Linked DNA regions of Homo sapiens: region 2 is linked to region 1. A link is a loop called in an ENCODE intact Hi-C map of the cell type or tissue named here. Cell type or tissue: mammary epithelial cell. All regions are shown on one strand. Each heading gives the region's core, and the rest is flanking DNA. Links, peaks and the distances in the headings are about the cores only. Region 1 holds the start of LOC105374467 (a long non-coding RNA gene). Region 2 overlaps CYP1B1-AS1 (CYP1B1 antisense RNA 1).

The links. Peaks named below come from ENCODE experiments on the same cell type or tissue, not always from the same donor. Only the 100,000 strongest peaks of a DNase experiment are listed, where the experiment ranks them.
Region 2: it touches region 1 in a loop (4-fold over the local background); 12 of 110 quality-filtered maps call a loop at or near these places.

The regions. Positions count from the first base shown.
Region 1 is chr2:38,267,809-38,279,480 of GRCh38, reverse strand. LOC105374467 (a long non-coding RNA gene) reads left to right here and starts at 7,278. Exons shown (of 3, transcript XR_939973.1): 1 at 7,278-7,439; 2 at 7,579-7,667; 3 at 10,253-10,388. RefSeq lists enhancers at 463-1,446, 1,447-2,430. In mammary epithelial cell, for the core only: a CTCF peak has its summit at 4,670 (motif pointing right); a DNase peak (open chromatin) is centred at 4,690.
Region 2 is chr2:38,163,524-38,175,195 of GRCh38, reverse strand. All of the region lies in intron 2 of CYP1B1-AS1 (CYP1B1 antisense RNA 1), which reads right to left. It also overlaps a transcript of LOC107985871 not described here. Among named protein-coding and RNA genes, the nearest start is that of CYP1B1-AS1, 38 kb to the right of the region's middle. In mammary epithelial cell, for the core only: no CTCF peak of the experiment used is centred there; DNase peaks (open chromatin) are centred at 5,935 and 6,245; H3K27ac peaks cover 1,939 bases.

The DNA of each region.
Region 1 (11,672 bases), core at 1,534-9,533:
CTCAGTGCTCCATCTGTCTCTACTCATTCACTTCCCCCAGTGTGAAATGCTCACGTTCTGTGTAGGTGATTCATATCTATGTCTCCCAAGGCTCAGCTTCTTCATGCCTGAGAGGTCAGGCCCATTTGATATTTCCCTTGTGTGGAGTCCTCTAGCCATTGTCTATGTCACATCCGTTGCTACTTACCTATATTCCCTTTAGTATTGCCCCACACATGCAAATTGTGTTGACTCCTCAGGTAAGCCTAGGCTGCTCCAACGAAGGTGCATAGATAGGGCCAGGCAACCCTCATCTCATTGTGCCTTGCTTTATTGTTCTTTGCATATATCACGCTTTTTTTTAAAATGGAAAATTTGTGGCAACCCCGCCTCAAGCAAGTCTATTGGTATCATGCTTCCAACAACATGTGCTCAGTCTGTGCCTCTGTTTCATTTTGGTAATTCTTGCAGTATTTCAAACATCTTCTTTATTATTATATCAGTTATGATCATCTCTGGTCAGTGATATTTGATGTTACTATTGTAATTGGGGCACTACAAACTGTGCCCAAAGAAGATGACAAACTTAATTGATACATGTTGTGTGTGTTCCGAATGTTCCAACCACTGGCCTTCCCCCATCACTCTCCCTCTCCTCAGGCTTCCCTTTTCCCTGAGACACAACAACATTGAAATTAGGCCAATTAATAACTCTACGATGACCTCTAAGTGTTCAAGTGATGAAGGGGTGGCCTGCCCCTCCACACCTGTGGGTGCTTCTTGTCAGGTGGACGAGAGACTTGAGAAAAGAAAGAGACACAGAGACAAAGTATAGAGAAAGAAAAGTGGGTCGAGGGGACCGGCGCTCAGCATACGGAGGACCCACACCAGCACCAGTCTGTGAGTTCCCTTAGTATTTATTGATCATTATCGGGCGTTTCTCGGAGAAGGGGATGTCGCAGGACAATAGGGTAATAGTGGAGAGAGGGTCAGCAGGAAAACATGTGAACACATATCTCTGCATCATAAACAAGGTAAAGAAAAAAGTGCTGTGCTTTTGATGTGCGTATACATAAACATCTCAATGCCTTAAAGAGCAGTTTTGCTGCCAGCATGTCCCACCTCCAGCCTTAAGGCGGTTTTCTCGTATCTCAGTAGATGGAATATACAATCGGGTTTTACACCAAGACATTCCATTGCCCAGGGATGAGCAGGAGACAGATGCCTTCCCCTTATCTCAACTGCAAAGAGGCCTTCCTCTTTTACTAATCCTCCTCAGCACAGACCCTTTATGGGTGTCGGGTGTCGGGCTGGGGGACGGTCAGGTCTTTCCCTTCTCATGAGGCCATATTTCAGACTATCGCACGGGGAGAAACCTTGGACAATACCTGGTTTTCCTAGGCAGAGGTCCCTGCGGCCTTCTGCAGTGTATTGTGTCCCTGGGTACTTGAGAATAGGGAGTGGTGATGACTTTTAACAAGCATGCTGCCTTCAAGCATTTGTTTAACAAAGCACATCCCGCAGAGCCCTTAATCCATTAAACCTTGAGTTGACACAGCACATATTTCTGTGAGCACAGGGTTGGGAGTAGGGTTACAGATTAACAGCATCTCAAGGCAGAAGAATTTTTCTTAGTACTGAACAAAATGGAGTCTCTTAGGTCGACTTCTTTCTACATAGACACAGTAACAGTCTGATCTCTCTTTCTTTTCCCCACAAAGTGAGAGGAAGTGTCACATGTCTCTCACTTTAAATCACAAGCTACACATGATTAAGCCTAGTGAGGAAGGCATGTTGAAAGCTAAGATATGTCAAAAAGTAGGTCTCTTGCACCAGTTAGCCAAGTTGTGAATGCAAAGGAAAAAGTTGTTGAAGGAAAGAAAAAGTGCTACTCTAGTGAAGATACAAATGATAAGAAAGCAAAACAGCCTTACTGCTGATTCGAAGAAAGTTTGAGTAGTCTCGATAGAAGATTAAACCAGTCACAACATTTTCTTAAGCCAAAGCCTAATCCAGAGCAAGGCCCCAACTCTCTTCAATTCTGTGAAAGCTAAGAGGTGAAGAAGCTGTAGAAGAAAAGTTTGAAGCTAGCAGAAGTTGGTTGATGATATTTAAGGAAAGAAGCCATCTCTATTACATAACGTAAAATCAAGGTGATGCAGTAAGTGCTAAAGTAGAAGTGGCAACAGGTTATCCAAGAGATCTAGGAAAGATCACTGATGAAGGTGGCTACACTAAATGACAGATTTTCAGTGTAGATGAGATAGTCTTATATTGGAAGAAGATGCCATCTAGGACTTTCATAGCTAGAGAGAAATGAATCCCTGGTTTCAAAGCTTTAAAGGACAGGCTGACTTTCTCGTTGGGGTCTAATGCAGCCAGCAACTTGAAGTTGAAGCCAATGCTCATTTACCATTATGAAAATCCTGGCCGGGTGCAGTGGCTCATGCCTGTAATCCCAGCACTTTGGGAGGCCGAGGTGGGTGGATCACTTGAGGTCAGGAGGTCGAGACCAGCCTGACCAATGTGGGGAAACCCTGTCTCTATTAAAAATACAAAATTAGCCACGTGTGGTGGTGGGTGCCTGTAATCCCAGCTACTTGGGATTACAGGCAGAGGCAGGAGAATGCTTGAACCAGGGAGGTGGAGGTTGCAGTGAGCCGAGATGGTGCCATTGCACTCCAGTGTGACAGAGTGAGACTCTGTCTTAAAAAAAAAAAAAAAATCCTAAGGCCCCTAAGAATTATGCTAAATCTATTCTGCCTGTTTTCTGTAAGTGGAACAACAAAGCCTGGATGACAGCACCCCTGTTTACAGCATTATTTACTCAATATTTTAAACCCATTCTTGAGAATTACTGCTCAGAAAAAAGATTCCTTTGAAAATATTACTGCTCATTGGCAATGCACCTGGTCACCTGTGAGCTCTGATGGGCTTGTATAAGAATATGTATTAATATTGTTTTCATGTCTGCTAACACATCATCCATTCTGCAGTCCATGGGTCAAGGAGTCATTTCGACTTTCGAGTCTTATCATTTAAGAAATATACTTTGTAAGGTATAGCTGCCATAGATAATGATTCCTCTGATGGATCTGGGCAAAGTAAATTGAAAAACTTCTGGAAAGAACTCATCATTCTAGATACCATTAAGAACATTCGTGATTCATGGGAGGAGGTCAGTATATCAATATTAATAGGAATTTGGAAGAAGTTGATTCCAGTCCTCCTGGATGACGTTGAAGAGTTCAAGACTTCAGTGGTGGAAGTAGCTGCAGATGTGGAAATAGCAAGGTAACTAGAATGAGAAATGAAGCTTGAAGAAGTAATTGAATTGCTGCAATCTCATTATAAAACTTTAACAGATGAGGAGTTGCTTCTTGATGATAAACAAAGAAAGCGGTTCCTTGAGATGAAATCTATTCCTGGTGGGGAGGCTGTGAACATTGTTGAAATGACAATAAAGGATTTAGAATATTACATACACTTAGTTGATTAAAGCAGTGGCAGCATTTGAGAGGATTGACTCCGATTTTGAAAGTAGTTTTGCTGTGGGTAAATGTTATCAAATAGCATCACCTGTGACAGAAATCCTTCATTAAAGGGAAAATCCACTGATGCCACAGACTTCACTGTCTTTAAGAAATTGCCACAGCCACCTCAACCTTCTGCAACCACCACCCTGATCAGTCAGCAGCCATCAACATTAAGCAAGACCCTCCACCAGCAAAAAGACTCACCGAATGCGCAGATGATTGTTACCACTTTTTAGCAATAAAGTATTTGTTAGTTAACGTAAATCCATTTTTTTAGACATAATGCTATTTCACACTTAATAGACTACAGTATCATGTAAACATAACTGTATATGAATTAGGAAACAAAAAAATTTGTGTGACTCGCTTTATTGTGGTATTTGCTTTATTTCAGTTGTCTGGAATTAAACCCACCGTATCTCCAGGGTATGCCTGTATATGAAATGTTGAAATCTTGGCCCTCGCATGACTTCTTTCATATTCAATAAATGTACCCCCAATTAAATATGATGCCTATCTTCCAATCTGTGCCTTCACTAATCCTAGAGAGATGGAGATAATCACTGGAGGGCTGGCGGCTGCAGGGGTCACCTGAGGCAAGGGATGGGAGATGGCACGGGGAACTTTGCGTGATCTCTGCAAGTTCTGCCGTCTTGGAGACAATTGGATGGTTTTTTACCTTATGGCTTTCAGATTCTAAGCTCTCAAAAAGTTATTGCTTGACAGTCACATTTAGAAAATTTACGTATATCCTTAAGTCTGAATATTCTAATTAGTTTTTTCAGTCTAGTGGAATTATTAGAGGATAGCAAGTTTGAATTGCTGACAATGCATACTCGGTAAGCACCAAGTTATTTTCAGAAACATATGAACGTTGCAAAACATTTGCATTTTTTTCTTGGGCCTGTAAAACTTGGTATTATGCCTACTCAGTCTGTAAGCATACTTTACTTATCTGTATGCTCATTTGTTCAACACATTTATTGAGTGCCTACTATATCCCAGGTACTATGCTACATGGTGGGGACACAGTGGTGAAACACATGCTGTCTTTTTTGCCGTAGCCTTTACATTTTAGCGAGGGATGCCAAATAATCTTGTCTACCAATGCTAAATTAATAAGTCCTGTTATTTACCTAGAGTACAGCAGGGGGCAGATGAAGCCCATCTTTCAAAATCATTTGTGGTAGCTCAGCATATCTGATGTAGCTGATTGTAATTGTTACTTAGTCCAGCTTTCAAAGGAAACTAGGATCTGGTTTTGCATTTATGCTCATTCATTATCTCATTTTAGGTATCCCTGGGATCAAATCTGGGGAAAAACAATGAACTGCAGGTACATTTCATCTTTCAGAGTAAATATTTTTCTGAAACAGTTGCTAGGAGAGGTTGCTAAATAAAATAATTCTACTCTGTTTTTTTTTTTTTTTTTTTTTTTTGAGACAGGATCTCACTCCATCACCCAGGTTGGAGTGTAGTGGCGCAATCTCAGCTCACTGCAACCTCTGCCTCCCAGGTTCAAATGATTCTCCAGCCTCAGCCTCCTGAGTAGCTGGGACTACAGGTGTTTTATATTTTTTAGTAGAGATGGGGATTTCACCATGTTGGCCAGGCTTGTCTTGAACTCCTGACCTCAAGTGATCTGCCCGCCTCAGTTTCCCAAAGTGCTGGGATTACAGGTGTGAGCCACCGCAGCCTGGCCTACTCTGATTCTTTTCAAAAATAAAGACTATTAAATTGGTTTAATATTAATTTAATACTTTACATAAGTCTAAATTTTTATTTAGGTGTTCGCTTAAATTGAACTGCAGCCACATTTTTATTGTTGCTAAGAGTATGGATAAAGAAACCATCATTCTCATTAGCAAATCTTTCGTCTGTTTCAGCAATAAGAGCCCCCCCCAATACATTCTCAGACTTTGAGTGAATAAGGGGAAATTTTCAGAAACAGAGAGAAAGTAAAGGTGTGTGTGTGTGTGTGTGTGTGTGTGTGTGTGTTTTATATATTGTTATGTCCACAAGAATTTTGTCTGCGTGATGTTTGAAGGGGCAGGAGAGAGGAAGGTCCTGGGGATGCTGGTCTTGCATTTTGGGCAGAGACCTCAGAAGAATATTTCTAATTTTGGACTTTTTAATGCTATGTTAGATTTGCTGGGTGCTTTAAAGCAGTATTTATTTGAGGTATGAAGCTAGATGTTTGAATTTCTTTTGTGAAGGAAAATCTGAGCTAGAGAGAGAAGTCACCTAAGCAAACACCTTTTGTTAACCAGTGTCCTGCTGGGTCTTTTTTTAATCTAAGGTTTCCCTGGCCCTGCTGTTCTATTACTCTCTTAGAAACAATCACAAGAAAACTGTGCTTACTCTCTCAGATTATGACGTCGTAGGGAGCTAGTGGATGAGTACATGTGGAAGGTGAGGTTAAATCAATTTCTAGTGGATCTGGGATCCAGTCACATCTTGTTATTCTATCAAATTATTTATCTTCCCCACTACCTAGTCAGTTCTGTGGAACAGGGTCATTTTTCTTTTGCTCACCATTGACTTTCCTATGTCCATTATGTTTTCCATATACCAGTGCTTTAAGATCATAAATAACAGCCCTCCCATTGACCTCATTAAAAAAGTCTAGAGAGATTAAGAAACATGGATAACACCCGGCACGATTTATTTGGTAATTGTGTTTGAGTAGTGTGTGTGTGTGTGTGTGTGTGTGTGTGTGAGAGAGAGAGAGAGAGCGAGAGAGATTTCCGAGAGTTTTCCAATCATCTGTTCCTGATCCACCTATGAATGCGTTGAAATGAGGAGGTACCAAGTAGGAATAGCTAAGGGACTCTTTGGAATGCCTTCTAACTTGACCATCTAACATTGCAGATTGTTTGAATTAAAAGGCCCCTACCTTGCCCCAGCCATCAAATTCAATATTCCTGAAGGGAAGTCACCCATATTTTATTGGAACAGCCACTAAATCTTGAGGCAACTACTCCCTTATTACACAAGTCTCGTTTCTTTTTCTTTTTGGGGACAAAGGAGAGATGTTTTTTTTTGAGACTGACTTTCGCTCTTGTTGCCCAGGCTGGAGTGCAATGGCGCGATCTCCGCTCACTGAAACCTCCGCCTCCCCAGTTCAATTGATTCTCCTGCCTCAGCCTCCTGAGCAGCTGAGATTACAGGCATGTGCCACCACGCTTAGCTAATTTTTTTTTTTTTTTTTAGACGGAGTCTAGCTCTGTCGCCCAGGCTGGAGTGCAGTGGTGCAATCTAGGCTCACTGCAAGCTCTGCCTCCTGGGTTCACACCATTCTCCTGCCTTAGCCTCCGGAGTAGCTGGGACTACAGGTGCCTGCCACCACGCCCAGCTAATTTTTTGTATTTTTAGCAGAGACGGGGTTTCACTGTGTTAGACAGGATAGTCTCGATCTCCTGACCTCGTGATCCGCCTGCCTCAGCCACCCAAAGTGCTGGGATTTTAGGCGTGAGCCACCGCGCCCGGCAGATTTTTGTATTTTAGTAGAGACGAAGTTTCTCTATGTTGGCCAGGCTGGTCTCCAACTCCTGATCTCAGGTGATCTGCCTGAGATCAGTGACTTAAATAAATTTAGTGACTCGGCCTCCCAAAGCGCTGGGATTACAGGCGTGAGCCACTGCGCCCGGCCAAGGGGGAGATGTTTTAAAACTATTTCAGAAGTCAGAAAATAGTGTAATGACATTCATATGCCCACTGTCTAATAATTAATAAGTACTAATGTTTTGTCCTTTCAGCCTCAGCTACGCATCGCTGGGAAATAATTATTCATGGGTCTCCTACCGTTTTGTGCATCTGTGAGCGAAATACCGACTGTCCCTTATCCTGGACTATCTTTTCAAGGTTGTTAGTGTAGTAAATAACTTTGGAAGATGGAGACAGTGTTTCTCTTCAGAGTAAAGGGTAGGTTTGCTTACAACCTTGGAAGATAACAGTGTCTCTTTCTGGAGTGAAGAGTAGTTATGCTTCATGCTTATTATGAAACAGTCAGATTCCTAAGCTCAGGATGCCTCTCCTGTAATCCATCCTTCTGTGTGTGCAGGTGTCAGCTGTCTCTCTTCACATCGGCCTGGGGAGATAGGGCTTAGGAAATTGGTGCACAGATGCTGATATCTGACTACTGCTATTGCTGTGAGTAATAAATAGTCTTTTGTCTCTGATTTAGGAGTGTCGTGTCAGTATCCATGAAACAGTAGCGGGCTATTATTTAAACTATCCTAGGCCACAGGAAAATATGAAAAAAGCTCCAAATTTATTTTATAAAGCTAGAATAATTAATACTAAAGCATGATAAAGATAGAAAAAACTAGGCAACTTCATCTACAAATACAGAAGCAAAAATTCTAAGCAAAAATTAGTCAATAAATCCTATAGAAAATTGTAAAAATAATACATAGAAATTGAATCAAGTTTATTTTAGGTGTGTAAAGATAGTTTAAAATTAGAATATTTATCAGCAAAATATATCTACTAGGTTAACAGATGAAAAGAGAAAATAACTATTATAACAGTAAATTATAAAAGGCATTTCATAAAACTTAAAAATTACTAATAAAAACTTCATGTAAAATAGGAGAATAAAACTTTTTAAACATAATAATAACTATAGCAAGCTATGAAATACTGAAGCCATTTTAAAATCAGGAACAAGGGATTGCCTGCTATTACCATTATTATTATTCTTTTTTGGAGATGGAGTCTTGTTTTGTCGGCCAGGCTGGAGTGCAGTGGCACAATCTGGGCTTGCTGCAGCCTCCACCTCCTGGGTTCAAGCGATTCTCCTGCCTCAGCCTCCTGAGTAGCTGGGACTACAGGTGTGTACCACCACGCCCAGCTAATTTTTATATTTTTAGTAGAGACAGGGTTTTGCCATGTTGGCCAGGCTGGTCTCGAACTCTTGATCTCAGGTGATCTGACCGCCTCGGCCTCCCAAAGTACTGGGATTATAGGTGTGAGCCACGGTGCCCACCCTTGTTACCATTATTTAGTATTGTTTTGGAAGTTTTAAATAATGCAATAGTACAATGTGTAAAATATTGGAGAAAAACAAAATAAATTATCTCTTTTTTTTTTTTTTGCAGAAAATATAAACATAATTCAGTTACTTAGATAATCTGTTAGAACTTAGTGACTTAAATAACTTACCAGGATGGAGAGGAGAATTAAGATGGCTGAATACGAGAAACATAAAAAATCAATAGCTTTTCTCTAAATGAGCATGTCCAGTTAGAAATGAAAATAAGAAAAAATTTTATTCTTGATAGAAACAAAAACTACAAAATACTCAGGAGTGAGTCCAATAAGATGAGTAAAAGACATACTTGAAAAAAAACATAAAATTGTGTTAAAAGACATAAGACAAAATCGAATAAATGAAGAAATAGACACTAAATTTATAATGTAAGATTTAATTTACAGTGCCAATTCTTGTTTATAATCCATATTAATATACAAATATAATTAAATTTAATTGGAATAAAAATGATTATTTTCAGTGAGTGGAGAGGAATAGACAAAAAGATGTTAAAGATGATATGGAAGAACAAGTGTCTGAGAAGAGTTAAGAGTGGTGACTTGCTTTACCAGGTAGTTAAATTTAAAACTAAGCTACAGGATTCAGACAGTAAGGAACTGGTGCTAAAATAGACCAGTGGAGAGAAGAAGAGAGTCTAGGAGTAGAGTGAATGAACATAAAAACATAATGAATGACAAAGGTAACATATTCAATTCAGTGGGAAAAGGATACTTTAAAAGACAAATTGTACTACCATACATGGGTAGGCCTTTAGACAAAAATAAAACCCTCCTAATTCAGATCCCATTCAAAAATAAATTCCAGGTGGATTAAAAATATGAATATAGGGCATGGTGGCTCATGCCTGTAATCCCAGCACTTTGGGAGGCCAAGGCAGGTGGATTGCTTGAGGCCCAAAGTTCGAGACCAGCCTAGCCAATATGGTGAAGCCCCGTCTCTACTAAAAATACAAAAAGTAGCCAGGTGTGGTGGCCTTGTAGTCCCTTGAGGCAGGAGAATCCCTTGAACCCAGGAGGCAGAGTTTGCAGTGAGCCGAGATTGCGCCACTGCACTCTAGCCTGGGTAACAGAGTGAGACTCCATTTTGGGAAAAAAAAAAATTAAAAATAGCATATTAGAAAAAGTTTATTAATAAAAGGAGTTTCCATGTTTCCCATCCTTTCTACCCCAAGAGTTTCACATGAAACTGTAAGTCAAGAATGAGCGCCCCACAAGCAGCCTAAGTACTTCATGGGCTCTTTAGGTTCCCAAGGCCCTGGGGAAGCCAGTCATAGAAAGGCAGTATGATGACACATAAAAATCAGGGACTTGAGACAGACAGACATGGGTCAGAATCTCAGTCTGACTCCATAACAGCTGTGGGGCATTGGACAAGCTATTTAGTTTCTGTAAACTTCAGTTTTCTCTTCAGTGAAATAGTACAATAACTCTTGGAGGTCTTCAAAGGATCAAATTCACTGCTGTGAATTTGTGAAAGGGCCTAGCTCACTGCCTGAGACATGTCAGGTATTCAATAAATGCTTATTTCCTTCCATCATTTTTAATTTCTGAGGACTTGCAAAAGAATTAAATTTCGGATGTTTGTGAAAGCTTTCATTATAGCAATATTCACTCTCTGTAACTAGGAAGAAAACTGATATAGAGATACTCATTTTAATTCTTTTGGTTCATGCTTCTTCCAGAAACCTGAGAACTTTCAACACTGGCAAACCAAATGGATGATTCTGCCTTGTACAGAAGAAAATCAATAAACATTAGCTCTTCTGAGGCAGACAAATTACAGAAACCGCAAGTCCCACAGTGTTTCATAATTTTATGACAAATACCATCTGAGTTACTTACAGCTCTGGATGAGAAATCTACTCTTACCAGGATCCCAGTGATTATGCCCAAAGTTGGCCATGTCTCCTTCTCTTAGTTATATTGCTTTGTGCCTATGATTTGTTTGCGTTTTGGCCTACTGTGAGCTTGGCCATCTCTTGGTTTGATGGGTTTCCCAGCCCTTCAAGTCAGCCAATCTCTGCAGAGGGTCCTGGGAGGCTGCCTCCAACACTGGGCACCAACTGTTGGCCCTCAGCTCCAGCAATAACATGCCAGGCTGACGCTTTATTTCTTTGGAACTTTTTCCTGGTTTCTGGCTCAACCTCCTCTGCTCATCCAAGAGAAGTATCTTTGAAATCCTCAGAGAATGACCACTCCCACCATCAGCCTTGGGATTCAGTTTGCCCTGGGCCAGAGGGGGGCCCTCATATTTACTCCTGCCTCCGATGAGTACATGTGCCTCAGCCCTTGTGGGTGTCTTTTTCTTCTCCTTGTAGATAAGATTGTACCTGTTAATAAGAGATTGTATCTTGTTTTCCCAGTGTTTTAATGAGAGATTATTTGAGTGTAAGGAACAGATACTCCAACCCCCATTCCAACCCCAGCCTAAGCAAAGGATTTCTTCTACAACTTCAAGGGAAAATCTCTCAGACTTCCAAAGACAAGACACAAAGTACAGTCAGACTGGAAATGCGACTGGAATGTTGGGAACTGAGATCTCCTCTCCAATTCCAAGGCTCAGATGATCTCGCTCATCTCTGTCTCTCTGTGTCCTCTCTCTTTGGTTGCTTCTAGTGTAATGGACCAATATGGCTGTCCCAACCATGACTCTACATAATGTTTCTGTTCAATCACCTACTTTCATCTCATGATTTATTATTTCTGTGACAGTTCAAATACTGGAAGAGTCTGGTTGGCAGTTTGTCAGCCAATAGATGAACAGATTTGAGTTAGGTGTCAACCTCAAATCCAATCATTTTTGACTGGAGGGCAGGGGCAGGTAATTGGCATTGGCTGTGAGCCAGGGCAGGTCAGCTACCCAGGAACTACTTAGGTCTCATCCCTGGTCCTTTACATTTAGATCAAGCCTGATAGTTGAAAAGACACATTCACACACTCTGTTATTTACTTGCTTGCTGAATTCATTTGTTCATTTAACATTTCTTGAGCACGTCCTATATCAAGTCCTGGAACAGGTATCACTGCACTAGGCCCCATGTCTAAATATGTGTGTGTTGTCCCCAAGGCAATTTTATTAATGGCAGGGGTGCAGGTTTAACA
Region 2 (11,672 bases), core at 2,005-10,004, 100 kb after region 1:
GTTTGCTTACATTATATTTTCTGTTTGATTCACCCTCCCTTTCCTTCAAGGTCTTACTTGAATGGCTGCTCTCTGATGACTAAATGTCTTTTTCTCTTCTTTTATAGTCTCTGCACATAATTGCACCTGTCTAACATGATGACCTGCTTTCTTCCTGGTCCGGCATGTTCATCTTACCTCTCTAGCTGGAGGAACCTTCATTCACCTGGCTTCAAGTCACCACATGTCAGCATTAAGGCTGAAACGTTCAAGCAGTCATTTCCCCTCCTGCCAACAAGATACTAAAAAACCAATTTGAGCAAATTCTCCACTAAGCCACTTGGCTAGATCAATGTTTGATACACAAGGTCTTGCTCAAACAACAGCCAAAGCTGGAAAAAAATTGTGGCTATGAGACACGGAAAGGATCTAATTATTCTTCCTTAAGCAATGTTCTTAACCGCAGCCTGTTTCCCAGCTTCTGAGCACTCTGCTTGAGTGATTAGCAATGCAAGATTGCACATTGGCCTTACCTCATACAGGATGAGGTAGTTCAATCCAAATTTCTCAAATAGTTTTTAACTTTTTTCTTCCCAGTATGTCTGTAAGAGCTGGAAAATCATTCAATAGTTTTTAAAGAAAATTTGTGCCTTTAGCAGCAACTGGATGCAAACATCAGTTCTCATTTAAAAAAAAAATTTCAGCTTTATTGGGGCATAACTGACAAATAGAAATTGCATGTATTTAAGGTATATGACTTGATGTTTTGATATATGTATACATTGGAAAATGATCACCACAATCAAACTAGTTGACTTACCCATCACCTCACATAGCTGCCTCTTTTCTTTTGTGGTGAGAACACTTAAGATCTACCCTTGTAGCAAATTTCAAGTCTACAATACGGTATTGTTAACTGTCGTTACTATGCTGTATATTAGGTCTCCAGAACTAACTCCTCTTGCATGGCTGAAGCTTTGTACCCTTTGACCAACATCTCCTCATTTCCTGTATACCCCAGCCCTGACAACCACCATTCTACTCTCTGCTTCTAGGAGAGTAACTATTTTAGATTCCACATATACAAAAGATCAGGCAGTATTTGTCTTGCTGTGACTGGTTTATCTCACTTAGCATAATGTTCTCCAGGTTTGTCCATGTTGTCACAAATGGAAGGATTTCCGTTTTCAAATATCAGTTCTCTTCAAACCGTTTGAGTACCCTGAGAAAGTTTTTGGTTTCCAGTGGCTGCTCCTTTCAGAAACTATGCTACTTTCTAAAATCTCATTTAGGAGTAGCAATACTTTACTCCAGACACTGGCCCCAGACCAGTGTGGGAGGAAAGCCGTGAATCCTTAAAGAAAGTGATGCTTTAAAAGTCTGAGGTTAAATTCCATTTTGAAAAGTTTTAGCACAACTTCCCTTCTCCCCAGAGCTGAACCTCACTTCGTGCTATTTTTTACTCAGTTCAAGAGTGTTTTTTTTTTTTAAATAACTTGTCTCCTTATGAATTTTAAATAAGTTAATTAATAGGATATTGCTAGTTTAAATCATAATATAAATTCAGAAAATATTTTATAAATGGACCTATGCCATTTGGACTTAAAAAAATTATAAAGGCTTGAAACATTTGTGTGCATAATCCTGTTTTTATAATTTCAGTATTTTGCATTGAAATATACCTCACACTACACAGCTGACCTGGCAGTTCTATGAATGGCATTCAAAAAAGTCAGTCTTGTTTCATGAATTTATCTGTCAGCAAAATGCCTCTTTTATTATTGTTTTAAAATATATTTATCGGATTCACTTTTGCCTTTTCTTATGACGTTTGAAGATATTTGCATTTGCTTTTCTCTTTCTCCCTTTTTTTTTTTTTTTTTTTGAGACAAGTTCTCGCTCTGTCACCCAGGCTGGAGTGCAGTGGCGCCATCTCAGCTCATTGCAACCTCCGGCTCCTGGGTTCAAGAGATTCTCTGGGACTTCAGGTGTGTGGAAACTTGCCTGGATAATTTTTGCATTTTTAATAGAGATGGGGTTTCACCATGTTGGCCAGGCTGGTCTCGAACTCCTGGCCTCAAGTGATCTGCCTGCCTTGGCCTCCCAAAGTGTTGGGATTACAGGCATGATCCACCACCCCAGTCCTTCTTTTTCTCTTTTGAAAAGAAGTTTTAAAATTCTTTAAAAAGTTTTTCAAGGAAAATTTTCCCAGGAAATAGGAAAAATTTCAACCATACACAAAAATAGAGAATATAGTACTGGACTTCAAACATCAATCACTTAAATTCCAGAATTATCAGTATTTTCCTACTTTTACTTCTGTACATTTTTCCTTCCTTCCTCCTTTATTTTGGCTGATGTATGATAACCGAATCCCAGAATTGTGTCATTTTAGCTTTCTGTATCTAAGTGTTGATTGCTAAAAATAGTGGTGTTTTCTTACATAAACACAATACCATTAATCACACCTATCAAAACTAATAATATGTTATTGGTATCATCTAATACACTATCCAAATTCAGATTTCCCTCATTGTCTTCAAAGTGTTGCATTGACGATGGTTTGAGGCCAGGTGTGGTGGCTCATGCCTGTAATCCCAGCACTTTGGGAGGCCGAGGCAGGCAGATCACTTTTGAGCTCAGAAGTTTGAGACCAGCCCAGGCAACATGGTGAAACTCCGTCTCTACAAAAAATACAAAAATTAGCCAGGCACGGTGTTGAGTGCCTGTAGTACAAGCTACTGGGGGAGGTTGACGTGGGAGAATCACTTGAGCCCAGGAGGTTGAGGCTGCAGTGAGTTGTCATTGCACCACTCCATTCAGCCTGGGCAACAGAGAGAGATGCTATCTGAAAGAAGAAGGAAGGAGGCAGGAGGAAGGAGAAGGAGAAGAAGAAAAGTTGGTTTGCTCAAATCAGAATCTAAGCAAGGTCCATGCAGTGCATTGAATTGTCCAGGGATGGAGAAGAGGCTGAAGAAGAGGCTTAGGTAAGCAAGAGCATCAGTGCAGGGGAAGTTCAGGAAACACTGAGCTGGAGGAAAGGATAGAAGCATTACTTGAATAATGATCTTTGAGAGGTGCAAGTCATGATTGGAACAATTTTAGCTATTATTTAGCTACTAGATATTGCCTCTTTAAACATAATTCCATGCATAGACTGAAACTTGGAGGATCCCAAGATTTGTTCTATTTAGAGACCTGACTTCCAGAACTATTCTACCTCCTCCATCACTTCTTACTCCAGTAAATATCATGGAACACCCTTCTCAGGTTGAAAAGAAATTTAGAGACTTCCAGAGTAGGCATTGTCACAGCTTTTGCTGGCAATCCATTACAAAATTAGCTGTCCCTATTTTCAGAGGAGTGTTGTGTGAGATCTCAATTCCTTTACCTAGTATTCTGTTCCCAGCAAAGTAGATGTTGTGTTTGATGGTTCTGAATGTATTCTGTGTTGATATTAAGGCTTCTGGGTTTGCTAATCATATGAGAATATATGTCAGCAACTCTGGTGTTAATAATTTAGCCTACAAAAATCAATTCTAACGCAATCTTGGAATATTGTGCAACCCACCTGTTCATTAATATTTCACCATCTGTAGATCCTAGTGAAAGATGGGTCAAATTCAAATATATTTTCTTTGGCTCTGGAGACAAAAATAATTGGCAATCAACAGTGGTAGGGACAGCTTCTGTCAATGCACAGTAGGAGTCATGGAAGAACCCTCAGCTCCCTCCTACAGCTCTTCCCAGCAGACTTCAAACACATTTTTTCATCCAACAGGGAGCCCTTTAGGCTTCTATTCACCAACCCAGTGGGATCTCCAATTGCTGGAAATTTCATAAAGCAAAATTCCCCAGGGAGTTTCAACAAAGGTACTTGGGAAGCCAAAACCCCACTAGCTCTTTGGCCCAACTCAAAAACACAGCTGCAGAATAGCTTCCCACACTCTGTGCTCCTAGCCACTTGAGATTTAGCAGCTGTATTGTTCTCCTTGGTGTCAACTCCTGTCCATTGCAGGGGACTCTTGAAAGGAAGGGTGGTCTAAATGGAGGTAGGACTAGGAAGAAAAATGTCATACTCATTATCATCATCAGGCCACACATTTCTATAGGACTCTATGGTTGTACATGATGTTTATGAACATGGTATTCTTGATCCTCATGTTGACCTTGTAAAGTAGGAAATGCAAGAAATCTTTTACTCTGTTTTGTACACAAGCAGACTGAGGCTTACTGCAGTTAAGTGCCTAGTCCAATGTCCTACACTTGGCAGAGCTAGAACCAAAATGTTGGTCTTTGCCCTCTAGTTCAGTGCTTTGTTCTTTCCCCCAAATGGCTGCAGTATATGTTTTGCCTCATAGACAGTCTTTGATTTGGCTTCTTAACTAGTGGATGCAGCTCACTTGTATACAAAATAGGTATTCCTCAGTCTTTGGGGAGCCTAGGTGGACCTGGGGTGGCCCAGGCCAGCAATCTCTGCCTCAAATGACCTAGTCTATTTACCGTAGTGCCGTAAAATTGTCACTTTCTTTGTGTATAATAACATGAAAAATGATGGAAACCACTATTTTAAAGGAAAGTTTAAATATGTCCCCTCTTTCTACAGTGCTTAATATCTGAAAGCCAATTAATATGCCTGACCTTGAAAAGTCACGTCTATCAACCGTAAGTAGAAAATGAAATTTAATTTGCCATTTTTTAGTGAGCTTTTAAATTGTACATCTCCCCATAGCCTCTCATAACATGCAGTGTGGATTAAAGTGCTATTTGAATACCTCTTTTTTCAAAACTTTATGGTCAGTCACTATAAAAGAACTTCTTGTTCCTTTTTCTTCTGTCCTCCAATGGAATGACTAACCTCCATCTCCCTGACCCCCCCATATATTTAGGCCAGATTCCCTGACCTAACCTCTACTGCGTGGTATTTAGTTCTGAAACAAAATAAGTCAGTCTCTTTGCGTGAAGAAATTTCTTTGTTTATACTTCAAATTGGATTAGCTCACGTCATTACTCTCACTTGGGCTATTATGAAAATTTTTCTTCTCTTCATGGGTTTGGTTTTTATTAGGTTTTCAATTCTGCTATTCTTGGTTCAGATCCAAAAGCCAATTAATGGAAACATGCCCACAGGCAAAATTAATATGTTCATTTTAACATCCATCAATTCCTTCTCTCATTCCCTATTCCAGTCTTTTCTCTTAACGTACATTTGAGCACGCCTCAGGAACCTGTACCCAAAGCCTCATACATTCTCTGTCTTCACTCAGCTCTCATATCAAGAAGGTCAATTCACACTGAGTTATAGGAATGTGACTTTATGTTGACACCTAGTTTACTATTTACAAAGCTGTTTCTCATGCATAGATGAGATTCTGGGTGTTGGGGTGCATATTAGGGAAGAAATGCTTTTGGGTTCATCTGTCCCACACAGTGTCCGGGCAACACTTTTGCATGAGGCCATCCAATGATCCATGGGAAGAATGCTGTAGTCTTTAGGAACCTTCACCTCCAAGTGACAGAAAATGAACCCAACTGCTTAAAGAGAAAGACAATGCATTTTCTCATGTAACTGAAAAGTCCACTGGTACACTTGAGTCATGGCTGAATCCAAAGTCTTCCCATGACAGTTCTCAGGCCTTAGGACTCTAACGGAATGACACCTATCCTGGGTCTCCAGCTTGCAGTGGCATATTGTGGGACTTCTTGGCTTCTGTAATTGCATGAGTTAATTCACATAACAATCTCCATATATATATATATACACACACACACATATATATATACACACACATATAAAAAATATATATACATATATATAGAAATATATATATATTTCTCTGTTTCTCTGGAGAACCCTAACACAAGACATTTAGTAGACCAACCCCCTTTCAATGTCTTCTTTACCACAAAAATTCTTCTGACTCAACCTCTAGAGAACTTGTTCTGTTTGTGGTTAGGGAAACAAGTTCAGAGAAGCACAGGGAGGAGAAAATGGGGTACCTGTGAGAGATCTGGAAGCTTAACTTTTATGTTCATAATACAAGGGCACCATAGAAAGACTAGAACACAAAGACACCATGTTTGAGATCTAATTAATGAGCAGAGAGGCTGGTTGGCAAAGGTCTCTCCCATCACAGACAGAATAGGACCAGGACTGTAAGAGTGATAAGGTCAAGAAAGTAGTGACAGAAACTGTGATGAAAACACAGAAACATGGCAAAGGGTTTCTCCAGACTCACTGCAACGTCAGCCCAGGTCAGAGCAGCAGCAGCAGCTAATGCAATAAAGCACAGCAGGTGCAGTGTGCAGTTCTGAATCCAGACACACCCTGAATCATATCCTTACACGTCCTAATTGTGTAATCTTCAGCGCATTTCTTCCTCTGTTAAGTACGGATGGTGATATCTTGTCCCCCTCTGTGGGTTGTGTGAAGACTGAGAAAGATTTCATATGTAAGGGGCTTAGCAACACACTGATTAAGCGGTAGGTGGTAGGAATGAGATATTAATGTCTCTGACGTTCCCATTTTAAGTTCTAAGAGGCTGTTTCACTTGGGAAATGTCTGGAAATCTGGGTAGAACTATTTGAGTGGTTCTTTTGGGGCTTGCAGTTTTCAGGCAAGTATCCACCCACTGGAGGGCATTTTTGATTTGAGGCATGGATGCTATTGTTGTATGTTGTCAGGCTGTGTTCTTCCCCCCATCCTCACCACATATCTATTTGCAGACATAAGCTCACATAAGGAGAAAGGATCTTGATGGATTTGCAGTTCTGATTTATTTAACTATCTGATGGTCAAATCTGGTCCTAACTAAGGCCATGTGGCAGGGCAGGACTACTGACCATTAGGGAAGGGGAACATGTACTGGTGACCCCCAACTCGATATCAGGGTCCACCAGCCCATTGCAAATGATGCACCTTACATAAAACATGTGTGTGTGGTGTGTGTTGAAAGAACCTAACACTAGGAGCCATAACACTCCAGACTTAGACAGTTTTATTGTCAGCATCTGGGACCTGGCCTAGAACAGAAGAAAGAATGATTGTTCCTCACATCTCAAGGAAGCAGCAACAAGATGGGGCTGGAGCCAGCAGAAATGGGGGACATTTGACATGACTATAAATGGGGTCAAAATAGTCAAACAGGAACTGGCTTGGTCTCAAATCTCGTGTTATTCTTCTGCCTTTAGCAACTGGGGTCAGATTTAACATTTCTTTTAAAAAGGTCACAGTGAACTTTTTTATTGTTGTTGTTGAGTTGGAGTCTTGTTCTGTTGCCCAGGCTGGAGTGCAACGGCACGATCTTGGCTCACTGCAACCTCTGCCTCCTGGGTTCAAGCGATTCTCCTGCCTCAGCCTCCCAAGTAGGTGGGATTACAGACATGCGCCCCCGTGCCCCGCTAATTTTTTTTGTATTTTTAGTAGAGCTGGGGTTTCACCATGCTGGTCTTGAACTCCTGACCTCGTGACCCACCCACCTTGGCCTCCCAAAGTGCTGAGATTACAGACGTGAGCCACCGCGCCCAGCCAGTCCCATTGAACTTTATCTACCCAAAGGCAAATTTGGGGGTTATTCTTCCATGACATTTAATAGTCCTAGGACAAAAGACTTTTCTGAATCTCTAACTTCAGTGGTGACATATTAACAGTCATTACCAGTTATGAAAACAGGCTCGAGGACTGTCGACAGTAATTAACTTTCCCAGCGCTGCGCTGGCACTGCTACTGGCAAATAATGTTAGCCACTGAGACATCTGCTAATTAGAAGGCAATGGTTTCCAACTTTCCATTGCTTCTGTGACCCATGCATGCCATATAAATGAAAAGTTGGAAAAGAATAAAAGCTGAAATTCCTATGCTGGAACAATATTTAGAAACCTCAGGGAAGAATCAAGATAAAAAGCCAACTTGATGCTGGTCCAAGGATCTTCCTCTTGGAAATATACACCAATAGGTCTAGAGCTTTCTCCACTGCTCTTTACTCCCAGAGTGCCGAGTCAGTGGTAGCCAGGGATTAAGTGGAGAAAAGAACTGGATTGGATTGAATCTTGTCCTTTCTCCCTTTATTATTCTTGCCCTGACCCCCACAACCTCAAACTTTTGAACTAGGGGATAGGAGGAAAGCTAAAAGCCAAGAGCAGAGGTTTATGGGAGAATTTAGGAAAATATTCTGAATCCATGGTTCTCAAGCTTGGCTGCACATTAGAGTCAACTGGGAGCTTTAAAAAACACTGAAGCCTGGGTCCTAGTTCAGAAGATTCTGATATCAATGGCATGGGGTGTGGCACTGCGATTTTAGAAATCTCACTAAGGGTGCAGCCAAGGTTGAAAACATTAAGTTTCTTGCATTTAACCCGAAAGTGAGGGGATTAATTTGTGGTTTCCTCTTAACTAGCAAGATTTCATAATGGTAGTGTTTCTTAGCTTTAGATGAATATTAGAATTACCTAGGCAGGTTTTAAAACATGCAAGGCTAGGGCTTCACTGTAGTTGAAACTGAGGATCTCTGACAGTAGGGCTTGAACAATGGCATTTTTAAACATTAATTCTCATATGAGCCAGGGTTGAGTGCTACTGCTAAGGCAGAGGTTCTAAACTTTTAGTGTGCATGAGAATCACCTGGCGAGACTATTAAAAATGTATATTCTTGCATCCTACTCCCTGAGAGTGGGGCCTGAGAATTTTATTTTTAACAGACAACACAGGTCATTTTGGTGAAGGTGGTCATTAAGACCATTCTCATCCATCATTCTGATTGCTTTCTTGTGCTGACCAAGATGCAGTTTGCTCAACACAAATGCAACCCTGCCAACTGGTCTTTGGTGATCCTCAATTGAAGGGACAGGAAAATGAGGCAGTACCACCCTCCTAGGTGGCATTTGAAAATATCCTCGCTTGTTTTCTAATAATCATGCCTGGAGATGCCACAGATATTTAGTGAGCAAAGGCCAGGTATTCCAAAGAGTCAGTCCTGCAAACAAGAATCGTCTTGCCCAAAATTTTAATAGTGTTGCCAGTGAGAGACCCCAGAAGGTGGAAAAGTTTGAATTGTGTGTGATCTAAGGTATCAAGGTACAGACTTTGGCACTAGGCAGTCCTCAAATTCAGTAGCCATGAGATGTGAGGAAAGGTCCGACTGTTCAGGAAAGAAACCAAGACATGTAACAAAGCCTACCTCCCAGCTATCTCTATTTCTCTCTTCTCCTCTCCCAAACCCCCAGCCCTGACCTAATCTCTGTTAGGATCCCAGAGATGGACCCAGTAGTCTCATATTCATTTCTGGTGAAGTCATAACACAAGCTCTCTTTTCACTGGCCCCAGGCCCTGTCACTCCTAGCTAGGTGACCTTGGGGAGTCACTTTATCATGCAGGACCTGGAGTGTTCATTTATAAAATCAGTAGCTCAAGTTGGATGATTTTTAACACCTGTTTTATTTCTGACATTCTGACTTTATTTTAGTCTAGAAATTCTTACTCTATGTAGAGAATAGCCTTCGGTATATTATTCCTAGTTGCTCAGTTGATAACGTGAAATACCTTGTTAACTGGAGCCAAACTTAAATCCACAATAAAAGACTAGGCTTATGCCATTACTTGTTCTAAAGAAGGAGTACATTTACTTGAATTCTTTCCCATGATCCAACAATTGTCACGTGGACCTTACTTAAGGGCAGAGTTTCATTCAGTAAAATATATTCACTTTATCATTCATTAAGCAGCGTTAAGTTTGTAGTCTTTGTCCTAGATTAAGATTTCTATTGACGGTTTGGGGCCAGATAACTTTTGGTTATGCAGGCTGTCCTGTGCATTGGAGGCTGTTGAACAGCATCCCTGGCCTCCACTTAGTTGGTATTAGTAGTACCCCCATCTAGTTATGACAACCAAAAAGTCTCCAGACATGGCCAGATATCCCCTGGGGGGCAAAATCACTGTCCTTAATGTTGGGGATGTGATGACTAATACCCATTCCCTGTTCTCTAGGATCTCACAGTCCTCGGTGAGGAGAGAACCATTGCACAGTTAGTTACGATACCTCATGGAAGCACACTGATGGTGCTATCCATCACAGCATATTTTGGGAGCAATCAGCCAGGGAAGTCCCCTGGCCGAGCCTTCACGGATGAGTAGGGTTAACCAAATGAAGCATAGGCAGAGGGCAAAAGGTGACAGCAGTTGCAAAGCCACAAAGCTGAGCAACAGCTTGGGGTGTGTGAGGGACTTCTTGCCCATCTGCAAGGCAGCAGGTTGGCAGAAGTGATATTGAAGAGGCAGACAGCACTTTGTAAGGCTTCTCAGATGTTCTCTTCTGGGGAATGGGGAGTCTCAGGGAGCTCTGAGGCAGGGGAGAAACATGGTCAGATGTAAGTTGTAAACAGACTGGATTTGCAGCAGACAGGCTTGGAGGCTGTTGGAATAGGTAATCTAAGAAAAAGAAGATGAGGGCCTGAGCCCAGGCAGAGGGTGAGGGGCTGGAGAGGAGAGATGAAGAGGGGCCTGAGGGAGCACCATCATGGAACAGCAAGGGAGGCCCTTTTGCACCCATGGCCAGAGTTCTCCAGTTGCCCACATTCTCAGGGAAGGTACACAAACCATTATATATATATATATATATATATATATGTGTGTATGTATATATAACCATTTTTATATGAAGTACACTATATATCATTTATATATATGTGATGAAGTTACATTCAATGAGAAGGTGATTAACCTAATTTTGCAACTAATTGTATTAGTCCATTTTCCTACGGCTGTGAAGAAATACCCGAGACTGGGTGATTTATAAAGAAAAAGAAGTTTAACAGATTCACATTTCGACATGGCTGGGGAGGCCTCATAATCATGGCAGAAGGCAAAGGAGGAGCAAAGCCATGTCTTACATGGCGATAGGCAAGAGGGCATATGCAGAGGAACTGCCCTTTATAAAGCCCTCAGATCTGGTGAGACTTATTCACTGTCATGGCAACAGCACGGGAAAAACCTGCCACTGTGATTCAGTTACCTCCCACTGGGTCCCTCCCATGACATGTGGGGATTATGGGGGCTACAGTTCAAGATGAAATTTGGGTGGGGACACAGCTAAACCATATCACTAACCTAATTAGCCAGTGAAGCTTTTGACCAGTTTTTAATGTGTCGAGAAAGACAGGTCTACTTCAGTTTACAGATGTGCAGCAAACGGGCAATGTTTTGCCAACAAACTGTTCTCCATAAGAGAGCATGCCTTTGAATTTCCACATGCTCCTCAGCAGATCCAAACTGTAGGGGGCCACCCTGGGAAATTTCTGGAATCAGGAGGTCTTCCACCACCACCAGCTGCTAATGCTGCTGCCACAGTTTCAATTAGATGGAAATTGAGAGATAGATGAATGCTTAAAGAAGATTGCAGTGAGAAAGCAAAGTGCACACAGTGTATCCTGGAATGATTGGCAGTTGGCTCTCAGGTGTCAGGAGTGTCAGGTTTGTGCAAATGTAATTGCAGTTTTTGCCATTACTTTTAATGACAAAAACAGCAATTGCATTTGCACCAACCTAACAGATTGCTTCTCCCAGAACCTCCAAAATCATTCCCTGTCGGTAACAAAGTTAGGGCACAGGTTACTTTCAAGTTCCTTTAAGTCAGAGATCATGCATTATATACCACTCTGGCCCTTCCACAGAGCTGTGCAAAAGCAGACATTTAATAAGT